Linked DNA regions of Mus musculus: region 1 is linked to region 2. Evidence: chromatin loops called from intact Hi-C (ENCODE). Cell type or tissue: left cerebral cortex. All regions are shown on one strand. Each heading gives the region's core, and the rest is flanking DNA. Links, peaks and the distances in the headings are about the cores only.

Evidence for each region. Peaks named below come from ENCODE experiments on the same cell type or tissue, not always from the same donor. Only the 100,000 strongest peaks of a DNase experiment are listed, where the experiment ranks them.
Region 1: a loop joins it to region 2, with 2.3 times the contacts of the local background. A loop is called at or near these places in 5 of 42 quality-filtered maps.

What each region holds. Positions count from the first base shown.
Region 1 is chr11:86,783,058-86,791,394 of GRCm38, reverse strand. Dhx40 (DEAH (Asp-Glu-Ala-His) box polypeptide 40) reads left to right here. Exons shown (of 18, transcript NM_026191.2): 9 at 1,823-1,909; 10 at 2,046-2,228; 11 at 5,558-5,638; 12 at 6,359-6,516. Among named protein-coding and RNA genes, the nearest start is that of Dhx40, 20 kb to the left of the region's middle. In left cerebral cortex, for the core only: a CTCF peak has its summit at 3,764 (motif pointing left); no DNase peak of the experiment used is centred there.
Region 2 is chr11:86,712,522-86,720,858 of GRCm38, reverse strand. Cltc (clathrin, heavy polypeptide (Hc)) reads left to right here. Exons shown (of 32, transcript NM_001003908.2): 11 at 472-609; 12 at 1,236-1,400; 13 at 1,493-1,673; 14 at 2,798-2,961; 15 at 8,153-8,278. Among named protein-coding and RNA genes, the nearest start is that of Ptrh2, 33 kb to the right of the region's middle. In left cerebral cortex, for the core only: no CTCF peak of the experiment used is centred there; DNase peaks (open chromatin) are centred at 1,263 and 5,025.

The sequences.
Region 1 (8,337 bases), core at 247-8,246, 71 kb before region 2:
ACACACACTTATGTATATGTGTGTATGTGTATAAATATATATACATATATATATGGCAAAACATCTATGTGCATAAAAAAATGTTACAAAGTAAAAATAGGGCTGGAGAGATGGTTCAGCAGTTAAGAGCACTGATTGTTCTTCCAGAGGTCCTGAGTTCAATTCCCAGCAACCACATGGTGGCTCACAACCATCTGTAATGGGATCTGATGCCTTCTTCTGAAGACAGCTACAGTGTACTCATACACATAAAAATATATAAGTAATTATTTTAAAATAAATAAATAAATAAATAATGGTTTCTTATCCAGGTGATTTGGAATGCATCTAATGCTAGCATTCAGTAGGCACAGGCAGGAAGATTTTAAGTTTGAGACCATACTGAGTTACATAGTGACCACAGAGTCCCCCTGGGCCATATAGTAAAACCTTATACCAAAAATAAAATATAAATATTTAAAATTTAAAAGAAAACAGTAGTGATTTTTTTTAATAAAGGTTTTAGAGGAGAAGTAGAGTACATTGACTTCTGTAATTTTATGTTTCCCAAACGGGCACAAGCCTTTAGAATGTTGTTTAGTAAAATGATAGACTTGGTACTTTTCCTCAGTTAACTCTTTACCCACTTAGTTCTACATTGGATTAAAATGGAATGCTAAAGAATTAAATTTGAATCTGTTACAACAGTTTATAGGTGAGTGGAACCCTGTTTAATAACTTTAAAAATGGACATTTACAGTTTTATGTAAGTACTACTTCTATCCAGTTTCAAAATATTTGATCACCCAAAATAAAACTCCTTACCCACTAGCCTTTTTGCTGGCTCTGAATCTGCTAGGTTTTGTTTTTATTTTATGTATATTGGTGTTTTGCCTATATCTATGTCTGTGGATCTCATGCACACCATGCCCATGGAGGCCAGAAGGCTGTTGGATCCCCTTTGACTGGAGTTACAGGTGGTTGTGAGCTTCTGCTGGGGTTCAAACCCTAACCTTCTATAACAGACGACAGTTCTTCTTTAGCTTTGTGAAGAGTGGCCAAACTGTTTCCCTCATTACCACCATTACTTTTTTTTTTGTTTTGTTTTTGTTTTTTGTTTTTTCGAGACAGGGTTTCTCTGTGTAGCCCTGGCTGTCCTGGAACTCACTCTATAGACCAGACTGGCCTCGAACTCAGAAATCTGCCTTCCTCTGCCTCCCGAGTGCTGGGATCAAAGGTGTGTGACACCACCGCCCGGCTACCACCGTTACTTTGTAAGGATCTTATTTTACCATCGGCTGTGTATGAGGAATCTATGGAATCCATTTCTTGAATTTGAACTTTCTTTTTACATTTATTTGTGTGTCTGTGTGTGTCTGTGTGTGTCTGTGTGTCTGTGTCTACGCACAAGCAGAGGTCAGAGAACCACTGTGTGAATTAATTCTTGTACCATCCTGGTTCCAAAGATTGAAATCACGTCATTTGGTTTGTTAGCATGTGCCTTTAAGCCACCTCACCAACCTGACTTTCAAATTTTCTATTTAAATAATGCAGTAACTGAGGTAGAAAAGGAGAATCTAAAGTGGTTAAAATGAACAAGTTTAGGGGCTGGAGAGATAGCTTAGTGGCTAAGAGCACTGCCTGCCCTTCATTTGATAGCTTGCAACTGTCTGTAAACTTCATTTCCAGAAGATCCACTGAGAGCCACCTTCTTGCCTTTGTGGGCAATAGACCTGCATGTGGTACACAGTAAAAAGTGCACTGGAAATCACTTCTATACATAAAAGTAAAACTTAACACACCTGCTTACTTTCTAGCATTTAACTTGCTTTCATTCTTTTAGATATGTGGTGGATGGAGGCTTTGTGAAGCAATTAAATCACAACCCAAGATTAGGGCTGGACATCCTGGAGGTGGTTCCTATTTCAAAGTAAGTCTCTTTATCTAGCTTTTCAGTTCAGTAATAGTAAGCTGGTTAGAGTATTTCTACTTGGTTTGAATGTTGGAAGTAAATTATATGTCAAACCCACAAAACCATTTTGGGACTGTTTTGCTGTCTTTTGTAGAAGTGAAGCATTACAACGCAGTGGCCGTGCGGGCAGGACCGCCTCAGGAAAGTGCTTTAGGATTTACAGTAAAGAGTTTTGGAGCCAGTGTATGCCTGACCATGTGATCCCAGAGATTAAGAGAACTAGTTTGACATCTGTAGTTCTGACATTAAAGTGCCTTGCCATACATGATGTCATAAGGTACGTGGGTCACCCAGAGCTATGGCTAGAATGAGAGAAGCCTGCTTACTTCTTGAAAATTGTTTTGTACCATTTGACTGATGTGTCCCTGAGAATTGAAACAAGCCTATTTCCAGGGTTAGTTTTCATGTTGGCTGCTTTTTAACTAAACCAAAAATGTTAATCCACCTAAAATAAAATTAAGTATTTTAGCCATTTTAAAGTATACAGTTCAAATTATTGTTAGTAGATTCACAATATTATGTGACCATTGCCACTTTCAAATTTAAGAACATTTCCAGCCTCAAACTGCTATAGTTGAAGATTGAAGAATCCAGAAGTAAATAGTATTTAACTATTTGCCTTCATATTTTTTGAAATTTTTATTTTAAAACATCCATCACTTTATTGAGATTTGGTCCTCTGCTCATATTTTTTTGATTGTGAGCTAGCCCCTAACGGCTGAACCATCTCTCCAGCCCACTTTGCTTATATTTAAACTTTGGCTTTATAAGACTTTTTTATGCTGATGCTTATTTGACTTAACTTTAGTGACCTCTGTTTTGTTTTGTTTTGTTTTGTTTGTTTTGAGACAGGATTTCACGATAACTCTGGTTGTCCTAGAATTCACTGTGTAGACCAGGTTGGCCTCAAACTTACAGAAATCTGCTTGTCTCTGCCTCTTGAGTGCTGGAATTAAAAAGTATGTGCCACTATGCCTGGCTTGACCACTGTTAATTTTTAATTGAAGGCATGGGACTGCAATTCTAATTAGAAAGTGTTTTCTAGAGCCATATGTAATGGTACATACCATTTTGTGTGTTAGTTTGAGTCAGGCCCTGGCTGTCCTGGAACTCACAATGTAGACTAGACTGGGTTCAGCTCCCCTCCTGCTCTTACCTCTTGAGTGCTGTGTTTATAGGCAAGCCTGACTGTTAGGAAGCCAATTTAGATGGTTTCAAGTAAGACTAGAGATTTTTATGTTGTTGTTGAGAATAAGTCCTATTATGTATTTCTGGCTGGCCTCGAACATGCTCTATAGACCAGGCTAGTCTCAAACACACAGTGATCCACTTGACTATGACATCGAGGTACTGATATAGGTGTGCAGCACCCTATCTTTCTCAAGATTAGTGATTCTCTAATTGAGAATGTAGAGGAAAACATGTAAAATTTAGTTGTATTAATAAATTACACCAATGAGAAAGAAGTAACAATCCATTGAAAGAACCAAGTGCTCAAACAAGTTGGAAACTTTGAGGTTAATCCACATTTAAAGCAGTGTTGTTCTATCTTCTCACTTAGAAAAAGGAGCCTCTGAAAGCAACTGCCCAAAGCTTGGCATTAATTCCTAGGATATTCTCAAAGAACTACAGATTACAAATAACCAAGAGTGAATATACATACAATATAAGAGTGAAACTGGGCTGGCGAGATGGCTCAGTGGCTAAGAGCGCCGACTGCTCTTTCGAAGGTCCTGAGTTCAAATCCCAACAACCACATGGTGGCTCACAACCATCCATAATGAGATCTGACGCCCTCTTCTGGAGTGTCTGAGAACAGCTACAGTGTACTTACATATAATAAATAAATAAATCTTTAAAAAAATTAAGAGTGAATATTCTTATTAATTACTTGTATGTACTGTTATTATATTCTTGCTTTAAATTGTTTATTAATTTTTATCTTGTGTATATGGATTTTTTGCCAGCATATAAATATGTGTACCACTTGCATGCCTGGAGATCAGGAAAGGGTATTAGATCCTCTGGAACTGGAGTTACAGATAGTTGTGAGCTATCATGTAGGTATTAGGAATCAAACCTGGGTCCCTTGTAAGAGCCTGAAGTTCTCTTAATGCCTGAGCCATCTCTCCAAATGCTGTTGCTATTTTCGAGAGGTTCTCGTGTTTTCTAGGCTGGGTTTGAACTTGAAATGTAACTGAGGCTGGCTTTGAACTCATGATCCTTCTGCCTCTGCTTCCCAAGTGGTAGGATTACAGGTTTGTACATTACAGCACATACCTGTAATCTCAGCCCAGGGAGCTGAGGTGGAAAGACTGCTGGGAGGAGTGTGGGCTCCACAGCCACCGTGTCTCGAATAAGACCAAAAAGGAAAGAAAAGAAAGGAAGACAAGAAACAAATCAGGGGTAAGCCTGATATGGTAGCACTTTATTCTCTGAGCCATTTCCCTTGTAATTAATTTAATTTTACTTCTTGGGAGTCAGAATCAGGTAGGTCTCTGAGAAATCAAGGATAGCCTTTAGTTACTATTAGATAATTTGAATTTATCGAATAGTTGCTTTCAATTGGCTTTTCTCTTTATTTAGATTGTGTGTGCATGCACACACATATGTGCACATGTGGAGGTCAGAACACAACTTTCAAGAATCATTTCTCTTCTCCCACCATGTTGTCTTGGAGATAGAACTCATTGTCAGGCTTGATGGCAAACACCATTACTCACTGACGCATCTTGTTGGTCCTCTCCTCTATTTTGTAAAAATTCAGTAAAAACAGTTGTGCCTTCAGAAGAGAAGAGAGAGTAGTTTGCTGCAAAGTATGGGTCAGGATTGGTTAAGAGCACTGACTGCTCTTCAAGAGGACCTAAGTTCAATTCCCAGCAACCACCTGGTGGCTCACAACCATCTATAATGAGATTTGATGCCCTCTTCTGGTGTGTCTGAAGATAGCTACAGAATATTCATACACAAAAATAAATAAATAAATAAATAAATAAATATTTTTTAAAAGACGGGGGAGGGGGCTGGAGAGATGGCTCAGCAGTTAAGAGTACTAACTGTTCTTCCAGAGGTCCTGAGTTTTATCCGCAATGGAATCTGGTGCTCTCTTCTGGTGTGTCTAAAGACAGCTACAACGTGTTCATATAAAGAAAATAAAAATAATTTATAAAAAAAAGATAAGAGGAATGATGGGACTGTTCGATTCAGCTGAGGAGAATAAAAATATGTGCATTTTGAATGAGATGAATGTGATTCAGAAAAAGCAAAATTTTCCTGGTGGTAGAATGTTTTCAAGGAGAGGAGGACTTGAAGAATGGAGCCGGGGCTAGGTGTGGTAGTGTAACTTTAATCCCAGCACTTTAGAGGCAGAGGCAGGCGACTCTGATTGTTTGAGGCCAGCCTAGTTTACATTGTGAGTTCTAGGACAACCAGGGCTATGTAGAAAGATACCTTGACTCAAAAAGGAAACAGAATAAAACAGAATGAAGATAGAGATAAAGAAAATGAAGTAGAAAATTGAAATTTTTTAAGGAAGTTTCTATGAAGGGTGTTAAAAGTCCTGCTATGACTAATCCTGACTTTCTCCTATCTCATTTAAATATACAGGTTTCCATATTTGGATCCACCTAATGAGAGACTTATTTTGGAAGCACTTAAACAACTTTATCAGTGTGATGCTATTGACAGGTAAAAAATATAATCCAAACATGTTAGTCTTTTTCTTTGTTTGTAGGTATGTAGCTCAAGCTGTCTTTGAATCATAATCCTCCTGCCTCAGCTTTTTAAGTACCGGAATTACAGGTGTGAGGCTGTACAGGTGGCTTGTCTATTTGTTTTTTTAAGACAGGTTTATGAGTGAATGAATTGTTTTACATAAAATTAAATTAGTCTGTCCTTGGTTTTCGTTCACTACAGTTCTTACTAAAACCTTGTACTGTAAAGACATTTTTTTGTAGTTAGACATGGTAGTACATCCTATAATGTGTCATCTCAGTACCTGGGAGCCTGAGGCTAACATTTGAGTTGCTGGGATGAAAAATATCCTTTAAAACAGTTAAAAAGTTCTATAAAGAAGGAGAAGAAATGAAACTTTTTTTTTTTTTGGTTTTTCGAGACAGGGTTTCTCTTTATAGCTCTGGCTGTCCTGGAGCTCACTTTGTAGACCAGGCTGGCCTCGAACTCAGAAATCCGCCTGCCTCTGCCTCCCGAGTGCTGGGATTAAAGGCATGCGCCACCACTGCCGGGCCTTTTTGTTTTTCTTGCCAGTGACCACAATGGTTTTCTTTAAATGGAATTTCTAAACATGAGTTGAAGTAATTCAATTATATCTTACTTACTCTGAACAATGAACAATGTATTGTATTGTCCCAGATTTGAAAGGCCTAAGAACTTTCTCTTTCTGTTAAGGAGTGGCCATGTGACAAGATTGGGATTATCCATGGTGGAGTTCCCTCTCCCCCCACATCTGACGTGTGCAGTGATCAGGGCTGCTTCTCTTGACTGTGAAGATTTGCTGCTTCCAATAGCAGCAATGCTATCTGTGGAAAATGTCTTCATCAGACCTGGTGAGCACTTTATCTTACTTAAGAGCTCTTCTTTGTATTACATTATTTTATCTATTCATTTATATGTGTGCACATGTGCATAAGTCCATGTGTACTCGAGGACACATACCTTGGTGCATGTGTAGAAGTAAAACCAACTTGGAGGAATTGGTTTTCTTGTTCCACCCTGTGGGTCCTGAAACTAAAACTGAGATTGTCCTGCTTGGAAAGCAACTCCTTTTACCCGGAGTCTAGTGACTCCTGTAAGTTTTTTTTTTTTTTTAAATAAAAAATTTAATTGTTGGTATGGTGAAACATGCTTGTAATGTACGCTGTCTTGAGATAGAGGCAGAGGATCCTGAATTAAAGCTAGACTGGACAGCTAATGTGACCCTGTCTCAATAAAACAAGTCTCTGTCACTCTGTGCCTTACAGATTGTTTACAGACAAATAAAGAGTAAGTTTAGAAGGTTCCCATTCGCTCAGTCCCACATTTCCCCAGTTACTACTGTCTTTTATTTGTGAAGGATGTTTCCTGCTGTTGATGGTTTCTACATATATCCAGTAGCCTGTGTCTATCATTACAGTCTTAGTGAATAGTTTTACTTGTTTCAACATTTCCTGTTCTGTCTTTATTCATCACTACATCATTTCTCTCAGGTTATCCCTTGGTTTTCAGGTGCACATGAGAATGTATGTGCCCACACACTATCACACACACACACACTAAACCAACCCACTTAGCATTTGCTCTATTACTGTCTTCAGAGTTTTGCCATCTCCAGAATGCCTTGTATTTGTGAACAATATTTAACATTTCATGTGGATTTCTTTCACTTAGCAGTGTGTGTGTATTTTTGTAGCATGATGGTTCATTTCTGTTTTTAATCACTAAACTGAATTCCATTCTATTGTATGGAATTTGTTTATCCACTTAATAAAGGGAATGGTTTCATTCTCATGTTTTGGCTATTAAAAAAGTTGTAGCCAGGTGGTGGGAGTGTACATCTTTAGTCCACTTTAGAAAAGTTTTAGTTCCAGCACTCAGGAGGCAGAGGCAGGCAGATCTCTAAGTTCAAGGACAGCCAGAACTATACAAAGAAACCCTCTCTCAAAAACCAACGTAAAAAAAAAAGGTTGCAATAACACCACTATCCAGTTTGTTTGTTTTAGAATTTTGAAATAGGTACTGTCTGTGTAGCCCTGGCTGTTCTGGAACTTACTATGTAGACTAGGCTGGCCTTGAACTCACAGAAATCTGAGTGCCCCTATTTCCCAAGCACTGAGACTAAAGGTGCTTGCTACCACCTCCTGGCTGTGTTTTCTTCAAATCTTTGGCTTATCCTTTCATTGTTTTGGCATTGCCTTTAGTAGAAGATTTTGATTTTAATGAAGCCCAGTATAACTGTTTTCTTATGTGATCTTGTTTTTAGTGTTCTATCAATGGGGTCATTGCTGTACCATGGTCATCTGGATTTTTCTCTTAGTGTTGTTGGGTGTGCATTTGTTTCAACGTTCTTTGTTCAAAATATTGTTTCTCTTTTGAAATGCCTTCCTTCCCCTTTGTCATAGATCAGTTGACTATTCTTGTATGAAGTTTCCTAAGAAGTTAGATAAGGTAATCCCCGACTTTGTTCTTCCCCTTCAGTATTGTCCTGGCTGTTCTTAGGATCTTCCTCTTCACATGAACTGCAGAGTCAGTTGAAACCCATAAAATGACTTGGTGGGATTGTGTGATCTAGTAAATGAAGTTAGGAAGAATTACCATCTTAGAGTGTGGCGATTCTAACCAGTACACGAAGTCTAGCTATTTATTCTGGTTTCCAGTAACTCACAGAGCCT
Region 2 (8,337 bases), core at 297-8,296:
AGCCTTTATAGGGGTGAGCTGGCATACCCATATACCTGGCTTCTCTGGCAATTTAAATATGAGGAAAGGTTGTATAAATACTATTCTTTAAGTCTGGTATTCAGGGTCTAGATCGATGGGGCTCAGCAATTTAGAGCCCTTGTTGCTATTACAGAGGACCCTGGCTTGATTCCAAGCACCCACGTGGTGGCTCACAAACATCCTTAATTCTAAGTCCACTGGATGTGCTACCGTTCTCTTCATGTGAAATACATGCATGCAAAAACTCAAAAGTACATGTGATATACTTATAAAATAAGTAAATATCAAAAAACAACTGGTAAAACTCATACATGTTCTTTGCATTTTAACATGACTTGCATACGTGCACATTGTTACTTGTTCATATTTCCCCTACACTGAATTGCCCTTTTGGTCTTACAGCTCTTCCCCTTCAGTACTGTCTTATATCTGATTTTTCTCTTTTAATAGATTGTGGATGTCTTTATGGAATACAATCTAATCCAACAATGTACTGCCTTCTTACTTGATGCTTTGAAGAATAATCGTCCCTCTGAAGGTCCTTTGCAGACGCGATTGCTTGAGATGAACCTTATGCACGCACCTCAAGTATGTGTTGTTGTATTCATTAGGATTTCTATTTCTGTGATAAACACCATGACCAAAGTAACTTGGGGAGGAAAGGGTTTATTTTACCTTAAAACTCTTTTGACTCTGTCACTGAGGGAAGTCAGGGCAGAAACCTGGAGGCAGAAACTGAAACAGAGGCCATGCAGGAGCACTGCTTATTATGTTGCTCAGTCTTTTCTTATAACCCAGGACTACCCGTCCAAGGACGGTGTTTTTCCTGGTGGGCTTTCCCCACTCCCCATCATTAGTCAAGAAAAGACCCCACAGGCTTGCCTGTAAGTAGTCTGTTAGAGCCATTTTCAAATTTGAGGTTCCCACTTCCAAGATGTTCCCACTTTCAAGTTGACAAAAAATGTGTCCAGCAGAGTTGTCATGCTTTTTAATCTTGCTTCCGATCCTGTTCTGGTCCATTGTGCCAATGTTTACAAGTTGTCACTCAGAGTTTTGAGATGCTTATTTCCTAAGAAAATTTAGCTAGTATTCTTTGTACTTCATACTTTCATGTTATTTATTCACTATTCAGTCTCAGTGTATTTTCTGGGTGTTGGTGTATGCTGAAGTAAAGGAGAAGGAAACACGGCCTTGTCCTGTCTGTGGTTTTCTAGGTTGCAGATGCCATTCTCGGGAATCAGATGTTCACCCACTATGACCGGGCTCATATCGCCCAGCTGTGTGAGAAGGCGGGCCTGCTGCAGCGTGCATTAGAACACTTCACCGATTTATATGACATAAAACGTGCAGTTGTTCATACCCATCTTCTTAACCCTGAGGTATTTGTTTCTTACCTGTTAGTTGTGATTAGTCAGTGTGTTTATTGTTTATACTGGGTGATAGTAATTATTAATTTTTTTTTTCCCTCTAGTGGTTAGTGAATTACTTTGGGTCCTTATCAGTTGAAGATTCCCTAGAATGCCTCAGAGCCATGCTGTCAGCTAATATTCGTCAAAATCTACAGATCTGTGTTCAGGTGGCTTCTAAATATCACGAACAGCTGTCAACTCAGTCTCTGATTGAGCTCTTTGAATCATTCAAGAGTTTTGAAGGTAATTAGGAATGTCAGAATTGATATAAGAGAGACACTTATAATTAATCAGGCAGTTCGAAATTATCTTCTGAAAAACACTTTTATGGGACATGTCTTCTCTAGGACCCCTCATGTCATGGGATCCTTGAGGTATACAGTGTAGAAGAACACCTGCTTGGGTATTTTATGAACTAAAGGCAGAAATTTGGGTTAAGAAATTTATTGTCTTGTGTTAGCTGCATAATATTAAAATACTGACGACTAATTACAGTAATATTAAAAGCACCGCTCTGACTCTTGCAATAGTGAACATTTCTCCTAAGGGGGTTTTGTGCTTCATTAGCCCAGCTATTTAAAATTCAATTAAATAATTAAAATATAATTGAAAGTTTCTAGAGTTAGTCTAGCTACGCTTGAGGTGAGCCATGGGAGGTTAGTGTCTAAGGCAGATGATATAGGTCATCACTCCAGAAAGTTCTTATGGACAGCTCTACACTAAATTTTTGAAAGTTTTATGCAAAGCTATCTGGTATGTGATACTTGATTTAAAGTGTCTCATGAAATGTGGTATAAACATTTGCTTTGCTATTGAGGCGCTGTCCTTTACTATTTGAAAACTTCCGAGCCAGGCAGAGTGGCCACTCAGAAAAATGAGACAGGTTTATGATAGATTCAAGGACAGCCTGAACTATACGACAAATCCTCTCAAAAACACTAAAACACAGAAAGATACTTTTAAACAGAATTTCCTGTTGTGTAGGGACTGAAATTTATACCTGATTTGTTCAAGTGGCTTCTGGATTAATGTGTATTCTTACTGAACTTTTAAAACAGCCAACTTACTAGGAACCTTTTCTGTAATCATGACTTGTAATTGCTTAATTTTTAGTTCTTTCATTCTCAAAAGTATAGCCAGGCTTGATGGTACATGCTTTTAATCTCAGCACTTTGGAGTCAGAGACAGGAGGATCTCTGATTTTGTGACCAGTCTGTCTGGCTTATACAGCAAAATCAGGACAGCCAGGACTCCATGAAGAGACCAGGGCTTCACAGTGAGACCTTGTCTTAGAGCAAGCAAGCAAGCAAGCAAACAAACAAAACCTGCCTATGTTCCTTAATCTCAGTTACTTTTGTTTCTTTAAGGTCTCTTTTATTTTCTGGGGTCCATTGTTAACTTTAGTCAGGACCCAGATGTGCACTTTAAATATATTCAGGCGGCTTGCAAGACTGGGCAAATCAAAGAAGTGGAAAGAATCTGCAGAGAAAGCAACTGCTATGATCCCGAGCGAGTCAAGAATTTTCTCAAGGTAAGTGGCTTTAAGTTACGTGCTTCTGATTGACTTAAGCAGTTCTACAAGGGTTGAGTCGGGCTTGAGAATATTTTTCTTACATTTGAAAATCTTAGCATTCTCAAATTCTGTGCTGGGTTATTTTTTCTAAACTTAATACTCTGTGGTTTCTCAAGAAATAAGGAAGGAAATTAGTAAGTAGTACCTAAGAACGACCATCTGTTTAAAAAGAAGGAAAAACAGTTTCATTTTCAAAGAACTTCCTTTTTTTAAAAAAAAAAAAATCAAAAGACACATTTCTTTTTTCTCTTTTCTCTTTTTTCTTTTGTTACAGGGTCTCACTCTGTAGCCCTGGCTGTTCTAGAATTCAGTATATAGACCAGGCTGGAGATCTGCCTGCCCCTGCCTCTTGAGTGCTGGGATTAAAGATGTGTGTCACTAGGGCTGGTTTAAGAAAAACACAGTTTAAAGTTGTTCTTGATGACATTTTAGAATATTCAGCTCTTTCCCCAGGTGGTGACACATACCTGTAATGTGTACATTATTAATATGTACAACAGGAAGTAGATGGCCTCTAGTCCATAAAAGGCTTTGATTCCTTTATTTTTTTTTTAAGGCACAGTTATTGATTTTGTCTTTCTACTGCCTTGAAAATTTTTGTCTGGGGAGAACAATGTGCATAAGAGCTAGCTCTCTCCTTGTATCATGGAAGGCCCAGGGGTCAAACTCAGATCTTCACATTTGGCACAAGTGCCCTTACTCTTTGAATCATCTTTCCTATTTTTTTTGAGATAGTCTCACTTTGCAGTGTCTAGGCTGGCCTTGGTATGTGGTAAAACCAGCATCTTCCAGAAGGCATCATTCTTGGCTTAGGTTTCTTATATTTTACTCTTCAATTTTTTTTAACATTTATTTATGTTTTCATTTTGTGTTGATGTTTGTGATGATGTTTCTGTGCCCAGGCCATTGCATGGAGGTCAGAGGTCAACTCTTGGGAGTCAGTTCTATCTTTGCATCATGTAGTTACTGCGTCTAGAACTCAGAATGTTAGTCTCCATATAAACGTCTTTACCTACTGAGCCATCTTCCAGCCTCTGCCTTAGATGCTTGTATTTTTCAGTTTATCTTTGGCATCATTTTCAAGATCCTTTATTGTAGGTTAAGGAAACATCTAGATTTACTTCTAGCATCACATCTGTCTGAATCCAGAAATGAAGTGTTAATGTATAATTTATAAACCAAGTGGGATCAAGATAAATTGACTTTGTGACACATGAATTCAGTTGGAGAGAATAAAGGCTGCCTCTGGCTGGAGTGAAGAATAATGTCCTAAAGAATGCTAAGCTAGAGAATAGTAAGGGTTTTTAATTTGTTTAACTTTGCTTGTTAACATTATTCTCATACCAGTTATTTTATGGGGAAAAGTAAAAATTTGTAGCTATCTATCAATGAAAGATGAGAAAAATTCTTAAACTCAGAGAGTACCACTTGTCCACTGTCACACATGACATTTTTTAACTTTTGTTTTTTGGGAGAATTGTAGATTGAGCACAAAACCATTATTACATGGAATTTGCATGTCTTGCCTCTACCTATTATCACTTGGAGGTAGTTTACAGCTGTATCATCTGATATTTATTCTTTTGAATTTAACTGGGGTCTGATAGCCAAACCCACAGGGATTTTATGTAACAAAATAGTCAAAATGATGAGATTATCTTATATTTTCTTTTTTTTTTTTTTTTTTTAAAGATTTATTTATTTATTATCTGTAAGTACACTGTAGCTGTCTTCAGACACTCCAGAAGAGGGAGTCAGATCTTGTTACGGATGGTTGTGAGCCACCATGTGGTTGCTGGGATTTGAACTCTGGACCTTCGGAAGAACAGTTGGGTGCTCTTACCCACTGAGCCATCTCACCAGCCCCCAAGATTATCTTATATTTTCAAATGAAAGATAAACTTTCCCCCAGTGATTATAACTTTATAAGTCATATCTTAGCCACATAACTTTTCTGGGCAGCCTAGCCAGCATGATAATGTCAAACTTTCTAGGGTTCCCAAGAAACTTGCCAAATGCAAGGAGTGGTTGGTCGTGCTGCTGTGCACCCACTCCATTTCACAGGACAGAGCTCGCTTCCTCTGGTGAATCATTGAGGCTTATGAGGCTTTTTGTTTTTGTTTTTTTTTTTAACACTGCTAGCTTCTTAGTTGAATTTCTCTTTTGTAATTGAACTCTTTTCTTTAAATTTCTTTAGCCTTAGGAGATAATGTTTGAGTTATCTTTTATGTCAAAGCAGAAGTAAACTTAACTATTACAACTTGAGTAACATTTAAGTTAAATATGGGAATACATAAAGAATCCCAACACCCACATTTGACAGACTGAGTCAGAGGGACCTGGAGTTTGAGGCCAACCTGGTGTATATATGGCCTGTCTCAAAAAATTAATTTTAATGAATAAATAGAACAATATAATACAGTGCAATATGACCCAATACAAAAACAACAGCCTGTGTGGATCAAAGTTAGGGCTCCTTCCTTACCTGTAATCCCAGCCCTCAGAAACCCAAGGCAGGAAGATCATGAGTCCAAAGCTAGCATGAGCAACATACTGAGATAATGTCTGGAGAAAAACAAACATCAAACAAACACCAACTGCCCTGTGAGGGATGAGAATGTTATTCAGTAGCGCTGTACTAGCCTAAGATTCTCTTATGACCTACAGAAAAGTTAAAGTACTACAAAGAATTCCAAACAATGTTGTTAGCATTATTTGATTAACACGCAAGTGTGTCTCCACCCTGCTCCCTTTTCTTTATGCCATGCTTTGCCTCAGTGTCCCTGGATGACTCACTGTTGCTGGCCCTTGGCTGTTGGGGCTTTGTGTCGGCCCTAGACTGTTTATGTTTTTTGTTTTTTTGTTTTTTCTCTAAGACCTTCATGGCTTGCTTCTTGACCTTCAGGTTTCTGGTCAAATGTTAGGAGAGGTTTTTCTCAAGTTACTCAGCCTAAAATAGAAACTACTAGGGTAAGTGAAGTAGCTCAGTCAGTAAAGTGCTTGCCTTGCAAGCCTTGGTTAGAGTCCAGATCCCAGGAAAGAATAGTACATGTGTTAACTCATGCTTGTAACCCTGGCCAAGGTGGGTCCCTTGGTGTGCTCCAAGCCAGTGAAAAGACTGTCTTCAGTAAGGGGCACAGTGCTCCTGAGGAATGACAGCTGAAGTCAGTCCTCTGCCCTCCACATGCATTTGCAAACAAACAGGCTGATATCTGTACCAGTTCCATCTTGATGGCCTTGCTTCACTTCTGCTGTAATGCTTGCTGCTGTGAGGGAAACCTCGCCTCTTCCCACTTGGAGGCACTTTCCGTGATACACAGGAGTGCTTACTGTAGTTGTTAAATTTGTGTTGTAGAAAACTTGTACATGTATTTACCCAAGTCTAATTTTTGTCTTAGAACGGTTGCTAACAATAATGGTTAATAGCTTAGTAAACGGTTTAAAATGTATAGATCGCATGGGCTGGAGAGATGCTCACCAGTTAGCATCACTTGCTCTCCAGAGGACTTGAATTCATTTCCCAGCCCCTGTGTGTTGGCTTGTTCACAAAGTACCTGCAATTCCAGGTGCACCTAATGCTTCAGGCCCTTGCGGGCTGTATTCATGTGTACATCACCATACACAGAATCAAAAATAAAATATTTAGAGCATTAGTTTTATGCACAAACTGTTGTGAAGGTTTAGATAAACAGGAAAACGCCATAGTTCTAGTCAGAAATGAACTAGCTAAGTAGTCTCCTTGCATGTTTTCCCCTAGTTGATGAAACTTGTGTTTTATGTGCACAGAAGACTAATGTAGTCCACTGAGTTTTGGGGTTTGTTTTGTTTTGTTTTATGCTTATTTAGGAGGAAAAATTGGCCTGGAACTTTACATTTGTAGAACAGACATCCTTTCTAGGGATAGTTGAAGCAGCCATTAGTACAGTGTTTTCCATTTCTGAAATAAGTTCTCACATGCTTTGACTTTCCTTAATGTGAACAGTCTGCAGTTGGACTTTTACTTCAAATTTTTAGCAATTTTCATTTTTTTTTAACTTATTGTAGCTCACAAAAATTTCTTGATATTTTCTGAACCTTTCATGGACTAATCTTCATGTGATTTATAATTTGGTGGCTAGAGCCTAGTCTAAGAACCATTCTATTGTCTGATGTTACTCAGTGGCAGATTACTGTTCTAGCCTAATCCCCAGTACGACACCACCACCCTTCGCACACACACACACACACACACACACATTCTGTTCTAACCCTTAAAAGGAGTGGCTACCATTGGGGAAAGTCCTATCCTGCTTAGTATGTATTTCTTTAGTCAGCTCTTAGAAGAATCATGGATTGAGGAATGTGTCACTGTGTATAAATGAATTCCTGATGGAAACTGTTGTTTTTTGTGCTGTACCTTTTGTCTGTGGAATATAACAGGACATGTATCAGGTAATTGCCCCACACAGGTCTTACCCTTACCTGCCTGTCTATAACATCTCTGTCAGTCTATAAGTAGGACTCTATCTAGCTTTGTCTTTGTAATGGTAAAAGCAATGGGCAATTTAAAGATGTCTTTTCTTTAAATTATTTGGTGTGTTTAATTCATGGCCATTATCACAGTGTTCTTTGTAGATTTAATTATAATAGATTGTTAGAGGCTAGGTGTTTTGGTATTATTAGAGCTTGGTATTGGGGAGGGCTAGGAAATAAATCAGTAGTTTGAAACAAATGTGAGCATTTGTGCCACCAATGTGAGAATGTTACTAAATCAGCTGCCGAATTCAGCTGAAATGTCTTTTATTAGTGAAAGTCCCCATGTAGTGATTTTTTTTTAACTGAAATGTCTTTTATTAGTGAAAGTCCCCATGTAGTGATTTTTTAAAACCTGTGTACTGCTACTGGTGGCTCACAAATCTTAATTTGTTAATTTCTTTATTAAAGATGTGCATGGGAAGGGCTTGGTGTTTTGTGTGTGAATCTAAGCTGTACTTTAGTAAAATGTACTGAAATGGGGAGAAGGACATGCAGCCTTGGGGTCATTTGTTTCTTTTAACAGAAGAGCTACATTTATGTAAGCCTCTCCCATCAACACAGAAAGGAGGCTCATATTTTAATTCACGCAATGGGGAAATTGAAGTTTCTTTTTTATTTTTTTTCCCCGTTTCAGGAGGCAAAACTAACAGATCAGTTGCCACTTATCATTGTCTGTGATCGGTTTGACTTTGTCCATGACCTGGTGCTGTATTTATATAGAAACAATCTTCAGAAGTATATAGAGATATATGTCCAGAAGGTAAGTACTTTGGTTTTTAGATAATTTAAATATTATCACTACAGCATTTTGAGTTCTTC